Regions from separate parts of the Homo sapiens genome. Here region 2 is linked to region 1. A link is an interaction called in ENCODE POLR2A ChIA-PET data of the cell type or tissue named here. Cell type or tissue: Panc1. All regions are shown on one strand. Each heading gives the region's core, and the rest is flanking DNA. Links, peaks and the distances in the headings are about the cores only.

The links. Peaks named below come from ENCODE experiments on the same cell type or tissue, not always from the same donor. Only the 100,000 strongest peaks of a DNase experiment are listed, where the experiment ranks them.
Region 2: POLR2A ChIA-PET joins it to region 1 with 5 read pairs; 3 of 35 experiments call an interaction of 5 or more read pairs at or near these places.

The regions. Positions count from the first base shown.
Region 1 is chr6:10,731,786-10,737,704 of GRCh38, forward strand. No RefSeq gene overlaps it. Among named protein-coding and RNA genes, the nearest start is that of TMEM14C, 12 kb to the left of the region's middle. In Panc1, for the core only: no CTCF peak of the experiment used is centred there; a DNase peak (open chromatin) is centred at 3,246; H3K4me3 peaks cover 730 bases; H3K27ac peaks cover 2,500 bases.
Region 2 is chr6:10,939,627-10,945,545 of GRCh38, forward strand. It overlaps SYCP2L (synaptonemal complex protein 2 like), which reads left to right. Exons shown (of 30, transcript NM_001040274.3): 22 at 2,833-2,903; 23 at 3,051-3,120. All of the region lies in intron 2 of LOC101928191 (a long non-coding RNA gene), which reads right to left. Among named protein-coding and RNA genes, the nearest start is that of SYCP2L, 56 kb to the left of the region's middle. In Panc1, for the core only: no CTCF peak of the experiment used is centred there; no DNase peak of the experiment used is centred there.

The sequences.
Region 1 (5,919 bases), core at 1,973-4,472:
GACGAGGTTTTCCATGTTGGTCAACCTGATCTCAAACTCCCGACCTCAGGTGATCCGACTGCCTCAGCCTCCCAAAGTGCTGGGATTACAGGTGTGAGCCACCATGCCCGGCAGCCACTGAGGATTTCTAAAGTTAGGACTGTGGGCTGGGCACGGTGGCTCACGCCTGTAATCCCCACACTTTGGGAAGCCGAGGCAGGCGGGTCACAAGGTCAGGAGTTCGACACCAGCATGGCCAATGTGCTAAAACCCCATCTCTACTAAAAATACAAAAATTAGCCAGGTGTGGTGGCGGGCGCCTGTAGTCCCAGCTACCAGAGAGGCTGAGGCAGGAGAATCACTTCAACCCGGGAGGCAGAGGTTGCAGTGAGCCAAGACCGCGCCACTGCACTCCAGCCTGGGCGATGAGACTCTATCTCAAAAAAAAAAAAAAAAAAAAAATTAGGATTGTGTAGCAAAATTAAAAGGTGATTTTTTTGTTGTAATTAGTTCATACATAAATGTGAAACTAGAAAACCCATCTAGAGCTTGAATCACCTAGTTTGGTGTCTTTGTTGGACACATTAACTGGATACTGGTACCGTTTCAACACGAAGAATTAACTCAATCTGGTAGCCCTTGCTTTAGTTTTCATTCCGTCTTTAAAAAGGAAAACATACCATGTTCTCTACCCTGTTACTGCTTCAGAGTTTAATTCAGGCACTTTATGTATTTGCATAAGCCCCTTGAAAGTGGTCCTAGTTTTCCATCCTTTTTTATAGGACACTGAACAACTAAGGGCACTTGTGTTGGAGTGATAGAGGCATCAGAAGGCCATAGACCATCCAAACCTACCATCCTCCCAGGCTTCCATAGCTAAGAGTTTGAATCATGTTGGCCCTTTCATGTGTCATGCAGTGTTGCCAAAGGGCACACATTTTTGCCACCTTCAGTCCTAGAGGAGGACCTGGCTCCTGAATGACAAGGTTCCCTGAAGGTGGGATTAGTTTAGGTGCCAAGTAGACTGTAACTATTTGGTCCCCAGCAATCAACCTGGAAAATTCTAAGGCTGCCCACAGATGAGAGGCAAGAGGTCTTCATAGCTCTTGCCAAGTCCCCTTGTCCCTGCTTCTCTGCAAAAATCCCTGAATATTTACTATCGTTAAGGGTTGTACTGGGTCCTGGTGGGTCCGGAATTGGTTCCTTCCAGTACACTCTTGGTGTTGCCAACTTCAAGAATGAAGCCTTAGACCCTCGAAGTAAGTGTTACAGTTCCTAAAAGATTGTGAGTCCGGAGTGTCTTTCTTCTGGTGGGTTCGTGGTCTCGCTGATTTCAGGAGTGAAGCTGCAGACCTTCGCTGTGAGTGTTAACAGCTTTTAAATGTGGCGCGACCAGAGTTCATTACTCCCTTGCGGTTTTGTAGTCTCCCTGACTTAAGGCGTGAAGCCGCAAACCTTCAGTGTTACAGCTCTTAAAGGTGGCGTGCCCAGAGTTGTTCTTTCCTCCCAGTGGGTTCGCTGACTTCAGGAGTGAAGCCAGACCTTCGCACGGAGTGTTACAACTCTTAAAAGCGGCACGTCTGGAATTGTTTGTTCCTCCCCATGGGTGCGTGGTCTTGCTGATTTCAGGAGTAAAACCACAGACTTCTACGGTGAGTGTTACAGCTCATAAACATAGAGCAGACACAAAAACTGAGCATCAGCAAGATTATAAAGATCAAACTACCCACAGGAGGGAAGAGTACCCAAGCTGCTGTTGGCTCCGGTTGCCAGGTTTTATTCCCTAATTTGGCCCTGCCCACATGCTGCTGATTGGTCCATTTTTACAGAGTGCTGATCCGGCGTTTACAAACCTTTAGCTAGACACAGAGTGCTGATTGGTGCGTTTTTACAGAGTGCTGATTGGTGTGTTTACAAACCTTTAGGCACAGAGCACTGATTGGGTGTTTACAATGCTTTAGCTAGACAAAAAAGTTCTCCAAGTCCCCACCAGACCTGGAGAGCAGCCGGCTTCACCTCTCACTAGCAGTGCAAAGAACAAGCCATGGTGCTTGCCCTTCTGGAGTCTAGTGGAGGAGATGGACATCTAAACAAAGGCAGTATAGAAATAAGTGTATAATGGAGGTAGATCCATATTACTGTGGGGGCACAAGGAGGGGAGTGGGCATTTCTGTTAGGGAGTCAAGGTAGGCTTCACAAAGGAACCAATAGTTAAACTGAGTCTTGTCAGTTGATTCACGAGTCAGTTGACGTGCACTCCTTTTGTGAGTTGTCTATGAGGAATTCACAGACAAGGACAGGGCAAATGTCTCAGGTAGAGGGAGCAATATATACTGTGCCTCAAAGGCATGAAACTAGGTATTACAACTGGGTTCAACCCTTTCCTTAGAGATCTAATTCTTTTTAATGGCTTTTAAGTTGTATAGATGTTTACTACTTAGTTTACCATTCTCCTACTCATAGAAATATGTCTTATTTAATACCTCTGATAGCCGGGCGCGGTGGCTCATGCCTGTAATCCCAGCACTTTGGGAGGCCGAGGTGGGTGGATCACGAGGTCAAGAGATCGAGACCGTCCTGGCCAATATGGTGAAACCCCATCTCTACTAAAAATACAAAAATCAGCTGGGTGTGGTGGCGTGCACCTGTAGTCCCAGCTACTCAGGAGGCTGAGGCAGGAGAATCACTTGAACCCAGGAGGCGGAGGTTGCAGTGAGAGGAGATTGCGCCACTGCACTCCAGCCTGCTGACAGAGCAAGACTCCATCTCAAAACAAACAAACAAACAAAAAGAAAACCGGCCGGGCACAGTGTCTCATGCCTGTAATCCCAGCACTTTGGGAGGCCGAGGAGGGCAGATCACAAGGTTAAGAGATCAAGATCATCCTGGCTAATATGGTGAAATCCCATCTCTACTAAAAATACAAAGAATTAGCCGGGTGTGGTTGCACGCCCCTGTAGTCCCAGCTACTTGGGAGGCTGAGGCAGGAGAATCGTTTGAACCCTGGAGGCGGAGATTGCAGTGAGCCGAGATCGCACTGCACTCCAGCCTGGGAGACAGAGTGAGACTCCGTGTCAAAAAAAAAAAAAAAAAACAGATGGTTTACCAAGGAATATCTTTGGAAATCCCCGTGAACATGTGCAAAGGAATCTGTAGGTTACATTCCTAAACGCTGTGTCAGAGCATCTCAGCAGTTCAAGTTGTGATTGCCCTCAGAAGAAAATGCACCAATTTACCCTACTTCCAGTGGTGGCTAACTTTGTGGAATTGGACTTTTTAAAAATCTTTGACACATGAAGCTAGGAGTCTGCAAACTTTTTCTGTAAAGGGCCAGATATGAATATTTTAGGCTTCGCAGGCCATCTTTGTCCCAGCTGCTCATCTCTGCCTTTGTAGGATGAAAGCAGCCATAGCCAATAAGTAAATAAGCAAGGGTGACTGTTCCAATAAAACTGTACTTATGGGCCTTGAAATCTGGATTTCATATGATTTCTACATATTACAAAATAGTAATCTTATTTTTATTTTCTTCAACCATTTAAAAATGCAAAACCGTTCTTAGCTTGCTGTCTGCACAAAAACAGGCAATGGACTAGAATTAGCTCACTGACCATAGTCATGCCACCCCCGATCTACCCAAAAAATGTTATCTAATGGTTTCAGTGATTTAGTTATGAATTATTACATCTTTCATACATTTATTGACCAGTTATATTTTTTCTGTGAGCAGTCTTTCATCCCTTTTGTCCATGTTTTTGGTTTTTTTGTTTTTTAATTGAAAACATTGGATAGTCTGAGACTTTCTATGTAGTATAAAAATGTGTTCCCTATCATATGTATTGAAAATATTTTCCTCTCACTTGTTATTTGTGTCTCGATTTTGTTTATGTGTTTTTTTTGCCGTTGTACAGAAAGTAAACATTTATGAAATCAAATTTATTATATTTTCTTTATGGCTTTCAGATTGAAACCACTATTGCAATTTTTTTTTTTTTTTGAGACGGAGTCTTGCTCTGATGCCCAGGCAGGAGTGCAGTGGTGCCATCTCGGCTCACTGCAACCTCCGCCTCCCAGGTTCAAGCAATTCTTCTGCCTCAGCCTCCTGTGTAGCTGGGACTACAGGCACGTGTCACCACGCCTGGCTAATTTTTTGTATTTTTAGTAGAGATGGGGTTTCACCGTGTTAGCCAGGATGGTCTCGATCTCCTGACCTTGTGATCCGCCCCCCTCGGCCTCCCAAAGTGCTGAGATTACAGGTGCGAGCCACCCCGCCTGGCCAGCATTGCAAAATTATAACTGAGACAGTGAAAGAGATCTGACCTAACCAACGCCATCTTGCTTCTACCGTCCAAGCTGTCCTTGTTCATTCTGGTGTGGGCTGAACTAACTGTGGGAAGAACTTAGTTTATAGTTTATTTATTCAATTTTTTCTGAGTTGGAGTCTTGCTCCATTGCCCAGGCTGGAGTGCAGTGGCACGATCTCAGCTCACTGCAACCTCTGTGTCCTGGGTTCAAGGGATTCGCCTGCTTCAGCCTCCCAAGTAGCTGGGATTACAGGCGCATGCCACCATGCCTGGTTAATTTTGTATTTTTAATAAAGACGGGGGTTTCACCATGTTGGCCAGGCTTGTCTTGAACTCTTGACTTCAAGTGGTCCACTCGCCTCGGCCTCCCAAAGCGATGGGATTACAGGCGTGAGCCACCATACCTGGCCTGAAATTATCTTATTTTCTTCCAATGCTTTTATAGTTTTATCTTTTAGGTTTCTATTTTTAAAATTTATTAATTAACAAATAATTGTCCATATTATGGGGTACAATGTGATGTGATGTTTTAATCTCTGTATGTATTATAGAAAGATTCAATCAAGCTAAGCTGTCATATTACCAAATTACCATTTCTTGTGTGGTGAGAGCACTTCTATTTTTAATGCTACTTTAGAATTTATTTTTGTGTGTGATGGTGCAAATTAGGGATCTGATTATTTTCTCCAAAATATAGCCATTACCTTAATATTATTTATTGAAAAATGTTAATTCCTCATTGCTTTGGAATGCCACTTTTACCATGTGCTGAATTTCTGTATTTGGAATTGATTCTGGGTTTTCTAGCCTCTTCCAGGGATTTCTTTATTTTCTGTCCCAGTGCCAAATTGTATTAATTACTGTAGCTTTGTACCATATGCTGATATTTAGTCGGACAAGTCTGTCGTTGCTTTTCAGATTTTTCCTGACACAGTAACTTTACAAGCTAAATCTGGAATTAGCCTTTCTGCTTGTTTGTTTTTTTATTTTTTTTCCTTTTTTGTTAGAATTAGCCTTTTAATTTTTAAATTTTACTTGGGATTTTATTATGACACATTGATAGATAATGAAGGAGATTGAAAGCTTTAAAATATTTCCTCTTATCCAGGAACATTGTATGTTCCTTCATTTAATTCAGGTGTTTTGTTTGTTTGTTTGTTTGTTTTGAGACAGAGTCTTTGTCTGTTGCCCAGGCTGGAGTGCAGTGGCGTGATCTTGGCTCACTGCAACCTCCGCCTCCTGGGTTCAAGTGATTCTCCTCCCTCAGCCTCCCAAGTAGCTGGGATTACAGGCGTGCACCACCACAGCTAGCTAACTTTTGTATTTTTAGTAGAGACGGGGTTTCACCATGTTGGCCAGGCTGGTCTTAAACTCCCAACCTCAGGTGATCCACCTGCCTCAGCCTCCCAAAGTGCTGCGATTACAGGTGTGAGCCACTGCACCCAGACTTTTTTTTTTTTTTTTGAGACAGTGTCTCGCTCTGTCGCCCAGGCTAGAGTGCAGTGGCATGATCTCAGCTCACTGCAACTTCTGCCTCCCAGGTTCAAGCAATTGTCCTGCCTCAGCCTCCCAAATAGCTGGGATTACAGGAGCCTGCCACCACACCTGACTAATTTTTGTGTTTTTAGTAGAGGCA
Region 2 (5,919 bases), core at 2,329-4,828, 210 kb after region 1:
GGAAAGCGTCTTCAATAAATGTTTTGGGAAAACTGGTTATCCACATACTAAACAATGAAATTGGGCCTTTGTTTTATACCATATACAAAAATCAACTCAAAATAGGTTAAGACTTTAAGATCTAAAACTGTACAAGACAAAAATAGGGAAACAGCTCTTTGACATTGGTCTTAGCAATGATTTCTTGCATACAACCCTAATAGCACAATAAACTTTTGGGACTATGTCATACTAAAAATCTTGTGCACAGCAAAGAAAGCAATCAATCAAATGGAAAGACAACCTAAAGAATGGGAGAAAATATTGCAAATCATATATCTGATAATAGGTTAGGGGTTAATATTCAAAATAACTTCCACAACTCAAAAGCAAGACAACACATAACCTAATTAAAAATGGGTAAAGAAGCTGAATAGACATTTTTCCAAAAAAGAAGCACAAATGGCTAATGGGTATATGTACTCAACATCACTGATCATTAGAGAAATGCAAATCAAAACCATAATGTGATATCTCACACCTGTCCAGATAGCTATTATCGAAAAGACAGGAGATAACAAGTGTTGGCAAGGGTATGGAGAGAAGGGAACAATTGTACGCTGTTGGTGAGAATGTAAACTGATGCAACTATTGTGGAAAACAGTATGGTGTTTTCTCAAAAAAATTAGAATTGTATAGAATCCATCAATCCCACTTCCATGTATATATCCAAAGCAGATAAAATCAGCATCTTGAAGAGAGATCTGCACTCCCATGTTTATTGCAGCATTATTCACAATAGCCAGGATATGGAATCAGCCTAAGCACTGGTCAGTGGATGAATGAATATAGAAAATGTGGTATATATTAATAATGGAATACTATTCAGCCTCAAAAAAGAAGGAAATCAGGCCATATGCAACAACATGGATAAACCTGGAGGACATTATAGTAAGTGAAATAAGCTAGTCACTAAAGGACAAATACTATATAATCTCACATATATACGGAATGTAAAAAAGTCAAACTCATAGAAACAGAGAATGGAACAGTGGTTGCCAGGTGCTAGGAGGTGGGGGGAAAGAGGAGATGGTCCTCGAAGGATATAAACTTTCAGGCATAACATGAACAAGTTCTGGGGATGTAATATACAGCACAGGTAGTGATGGATGTGTTCATCGATTTGAAAGTGATAATCATTACACCGTATATATGTATATCAAATCATCAAAAAAGAGTAAGAGGCAATAAGGGAGGGGTTTCTAAGGGAGAGAAGAATCACAAGATTGAGGTGGAAGAATCCCTGCCCGTGTTATTTGAGGCCAGATGGGCAGCTCCTTAAGGTGCCGATCTAGTTGAAGTAACTGGCTGTTAATCTTAACTACAGATGTACAAACCTAATAAGAATTCATCTTTGACAAACCTGACAAAAACAAGAAATGGGGAAAGGATTCCCTATTTAATAAGTGGTGCTGGGAAAATCGTCTAGCCGTATGTAGAAAGCTGAAACTGGATCCCTTCCTTACACCTTAAACAAACATTAATTCAAGATGGATTAAAGACTTAAATGTTAGACTTAAAACCATAAAAACCCTAGAAGAAAACCTCAGCAATACCATTCAGGACACAGGCATGGGCAAGGACTTCGTGTCTAAAACACCAAAAGCAATGGCAACAAAAGCCAAAATTGACAAATGGGATCTAATTAAACTAAAGAGCTTCTGCACAGCAAAAGAAACCACCATCAGAGTGAACAGGCAACCTACAGAATGGGAGAAAATTTTTGCCATCTACTCATCTGACAAAGGGCTAATATCCAGAATCTACAAAGAACTCAAACAAATTTACAAGAAAAAAACAACCCCATCCAAAAGTGGGCAAAGGATATGAACAGACACTTCTCAAAAGAAGACATTTATGCAGCCAACAGACACATGAAAAAATGCTCACCATCACTGGCCATCAGAGAAATGCAAATCAAAACCGCAATGAGATACCATCTCACACCAGTTAGAATGGCGATCATTAAAAAGTCAGGAAACAACAGATGCTGGAGAGGATGTGGAGAAATAGGCACACTTTTCTTTTACACTGTTGGTGGGAGTGTAAACTAGTTCAACCATTGTGGAAGTCAGTGTGGTGATTCCTCAGGGATCTAGAACTAGAAATACCATTTGACCCAGCCATCCCATTACTGGGTATATACCCAAAGGATTATAAAACATGCTGCTATAAAGACACATGCACAGGTATATTTATTGTGGCACTATTCACAATAGCAAAGACTTGGAACCAACCCAAATGTCCAACAACGATAGACTGGATTAAGAAAATGTGGCACATATACACCATGGAATACTATGCAGCCATAAAAAATGATGATTTCATGTCCTTTGTAGGGACATGGATGAAGCTGGAAACCATCATTCTCAGCAAACTCGCAAGGATGAAAAACACCACATGTTCTCACTCATAGGTGGGAATTGAACAATGAGAACACATGGACACAGGAAAGGGAACATCACACACTGGGGCCTGTTGTGGGGTGGGGGGAGGGGGGAGGGATAGCATTAAGAGATATATCTAATGTTAAATGACGAGTTAATGGGTGCAGCACACCAACATGGCACATGTATACATACGTAACCTGCACGTTGTGCACATGTACCCTAAAACTTAAAAGTATAATAAAAAAGAATTCGTGTCCCGAAAGACACAGTCAGTAGATTTTTGTTTCACTTAGAACTGTGTTCCTTTTTTTTGATGATGAGATTTAATATCTAGAATGATAGTGAATTCTTATTGCTTTGTTACTTGGCGTGTATTCACTTGAAACTTCTCTCTAATGCTCAGAGCTTCAAGATCCTCACTCACTGAGTGAGCTCTCTTCCTTGAAGCACTCAGAAGATGAAGAAAAACCTAAGGTACTATTTAATTGTTGGTTATTCATCTGATTTTCCAGAATTAATATCATATTTGCATAACACATTGGCTATTCCTTCTGACGAGTACACCACTTGTTTCTTGCTTTGCCATAAAGGACGTAATTTGTGGTCTGTTTTGTTTTTAAGATTGTGAACCAAGAATCACTAACAGAAAGTACTAGCTTGAAACATAAGCTGAGAAACTTGGAAGACAAAGGTAAGAGAATAGTACTTTTTTTTTTTTTTTTGCAGAATAAAATGAAATTAATCTGATTTTGGCAGACTGGGCTGTTACTCAGATTGCAGATCAAGTCACTTTGCACAGTGACTATTGCCAGGCCGTGGAGGGAGCAGTGTGAGCTGCTTACTAGTTCTAAATGTTCATGAAGGTTAGGAGGAAAAATGGGGGGCTCCATTCAGGAACCAGGACCTCTTGTGCCAAGGAAGGTATAGCCTGGGACCTGAATCCCACCAGCCAGTCACACCTTCTCTCCAGCCTCAGAGGAGGGCACAGTGGCGGTACTTTGCTAAGGGTCTCATCCAGAGCTGATTTCATTCTCAAGCATGTAGGTCACTTGTGGTTTATAAGAAATGTTCTAAAACATTGTGTGGTCAAATTATTAAAACTTCTGAGTTCATTTACTCATGTTAACAGTGGTATGAAGATTTCCAGTCTGGTTCACAATGTTGTATCTAATATAATGTAATGAGTTAATATAATACTTTTCTACTGTTTATGATGTTTCTTGACTGCATTTTTTTCTCTACTTTTAAAATTACGTATCGAAAGGATTCAACTAGTTATAAATATGTGTAGGATATTTAGAATATTAATGCAACAAATATCTGCAAACCACCATCCTGTTTTAGGAATATAACATTACTATTGCTTTCAAAATCCTGGTATGCTTTACCTGAAACCCATCCCACCCCCTCCCCTTAATTTTATGTCTGAGTCTCTGCTTTTTTGTTCATTCGTGCGTTGTGAGAAATACCATACATTCAGAAGAGATAGATGTGTACAGTTTAAAGAATGACTATAAAGTGAACATCTGTGTAACCACAGCTCAAACTGGGAACTAGAAAATTGCCATTGGCTTAGAATCCTTCCATACCAGATTATTACTTATTAATTTCTTTCATCCCTCATAGAGGTAATGACTTATGACTTTTGTAAACATCCTTCAGTTACTTCTTTTTATAATTTTGCTTTCTCCATATGTATCCCTAAATAATATACAGTTTAGTTTTATCTGATTCTAAATGTAAACAAATGACATTATACTGTATACATTATATGTGGCTTCTTTTGCTCAATCATTTGTGAGATCCATTCATGCTAATGTGTGTAATTGAGGTATATTTCTTTACTATTTAGCATGCAGTTACATGAAAATACCATATTTAAAAATCCATTCCAGTGCTGTGGGATATTTGGATTTTTGCAATTTGGGTTGTTAGAAATAATGCCACTATGAAGAATCATGAACTCTCTCCTGATACACAGGTTAAAAATCTTGTCTAGGCACATTTTTAGGAGTATAATTGCTGGGTTATAAAATATGTATACCTTTAACAATTTTACATATGCCAAACTTTCTCAAAGTGACTGTATCTTTTACTTTTCCACCAGCCGTATATGAGAGTCCTGTTGCTTTACATCCTCACCAACACTTGGTATTTTAAATTTCTGATATATGTGTGTGTGGACACTGAAGTTTTAATTCAAATATCCCTGATTGAAATTTAGCATAATTTTGTGTGTTTATTAGCCATTTGAATTTCCTCTTGTGTAGTGTCTAACACGTCTTGCCTAGTTGTCTATAGAATTATCTTCTTATATTGATTCCTAGGAATTCTTCGTAATACATTCTGGACACTTGTCCTTGATTATGTGGCTTGTAAATATCTTCTTCCACTGTGTGGTCTGTACTTCTCTCTCTGTATAATCTGTTTAAGATTGCTTTTTTTGATAAATCAAAGCTTTTAATTTTAATAAATTCTCTTTCATCTTTCCTCTGTGGTTAGTCATATGAAATTCTTACCTACCAAAAAGATATTATATATTATTTCCTATGTTACTACATTTAATGCTATCCATTTCTCTCTAAGTACTGCTTTAGGTGAATCCCACACATTATAATATATATTTGTCATTATTTACTTTAAAATATTATTTTTTATTTTTTAATTTTTTTATTTTGAGACAGAGTCTCACTCTGTCACCCAGGCTGGAGTGTAGTGGCGTGATCTTGGCTCACTGCAACCTCTGTCTCCCAGGTTCAAGCGATTCTCCTGCCTCAGCCTCCCAAGTAGCTGGGATTACAGGCATGTGCCACCATACCCAGCTAATTTTGCATTTTTAGTAGCAACGGGGTTTCGCCATGTTGGCCAGGCTGGTCTTGAACTCCTGACCTCAGGTGATCTGCCTGCCTCGGCCTCCCAAAGTGCTGGGATTACAGGCATGAGCCACCGTGCCCGGCCTAAAATATTTTTTATTTTGATTTCTTCATTGATCCAAATGTTGGTTAGAAGTATATTTGTTAATTCTCAGTGGTATAGGAGCTTTTAGCTATCTTTTTGTTATGGTTTTCTACTTTGATTGCATTGTGACTAGAGAACATAGTCTGTATGATTATACCTTTTGAAATTTTGAGATGTACGTTATGGCTTAGTATATGCCAATTTTTAAAAATATTAATTTGTGGTTAAAAGAGTATATTTCACAATCATTGGGTGCAGTGTCTCTATATATGTATATTCATTAGGTTACTTTTCTTAACTATGTCCTTCAAATCTTACATTCTTACTGTTTTTTAATCAGTCTACTTATTCTATCAAGTGCTGAGAGAAGTGTATTAAAAACTTTCGCTATGATTGTGGATTTGCTGGTTTTTTCTTCTGGTTCTGTTCAATTTTTGCTCCCTATAAATCTTTTTTCTAAATAATAAGTCTTTAGGCCAGGCGTGGTGGCTCACACCTGTAATCCCAGCACTTTGGGAGGCCAAGGTGGGTG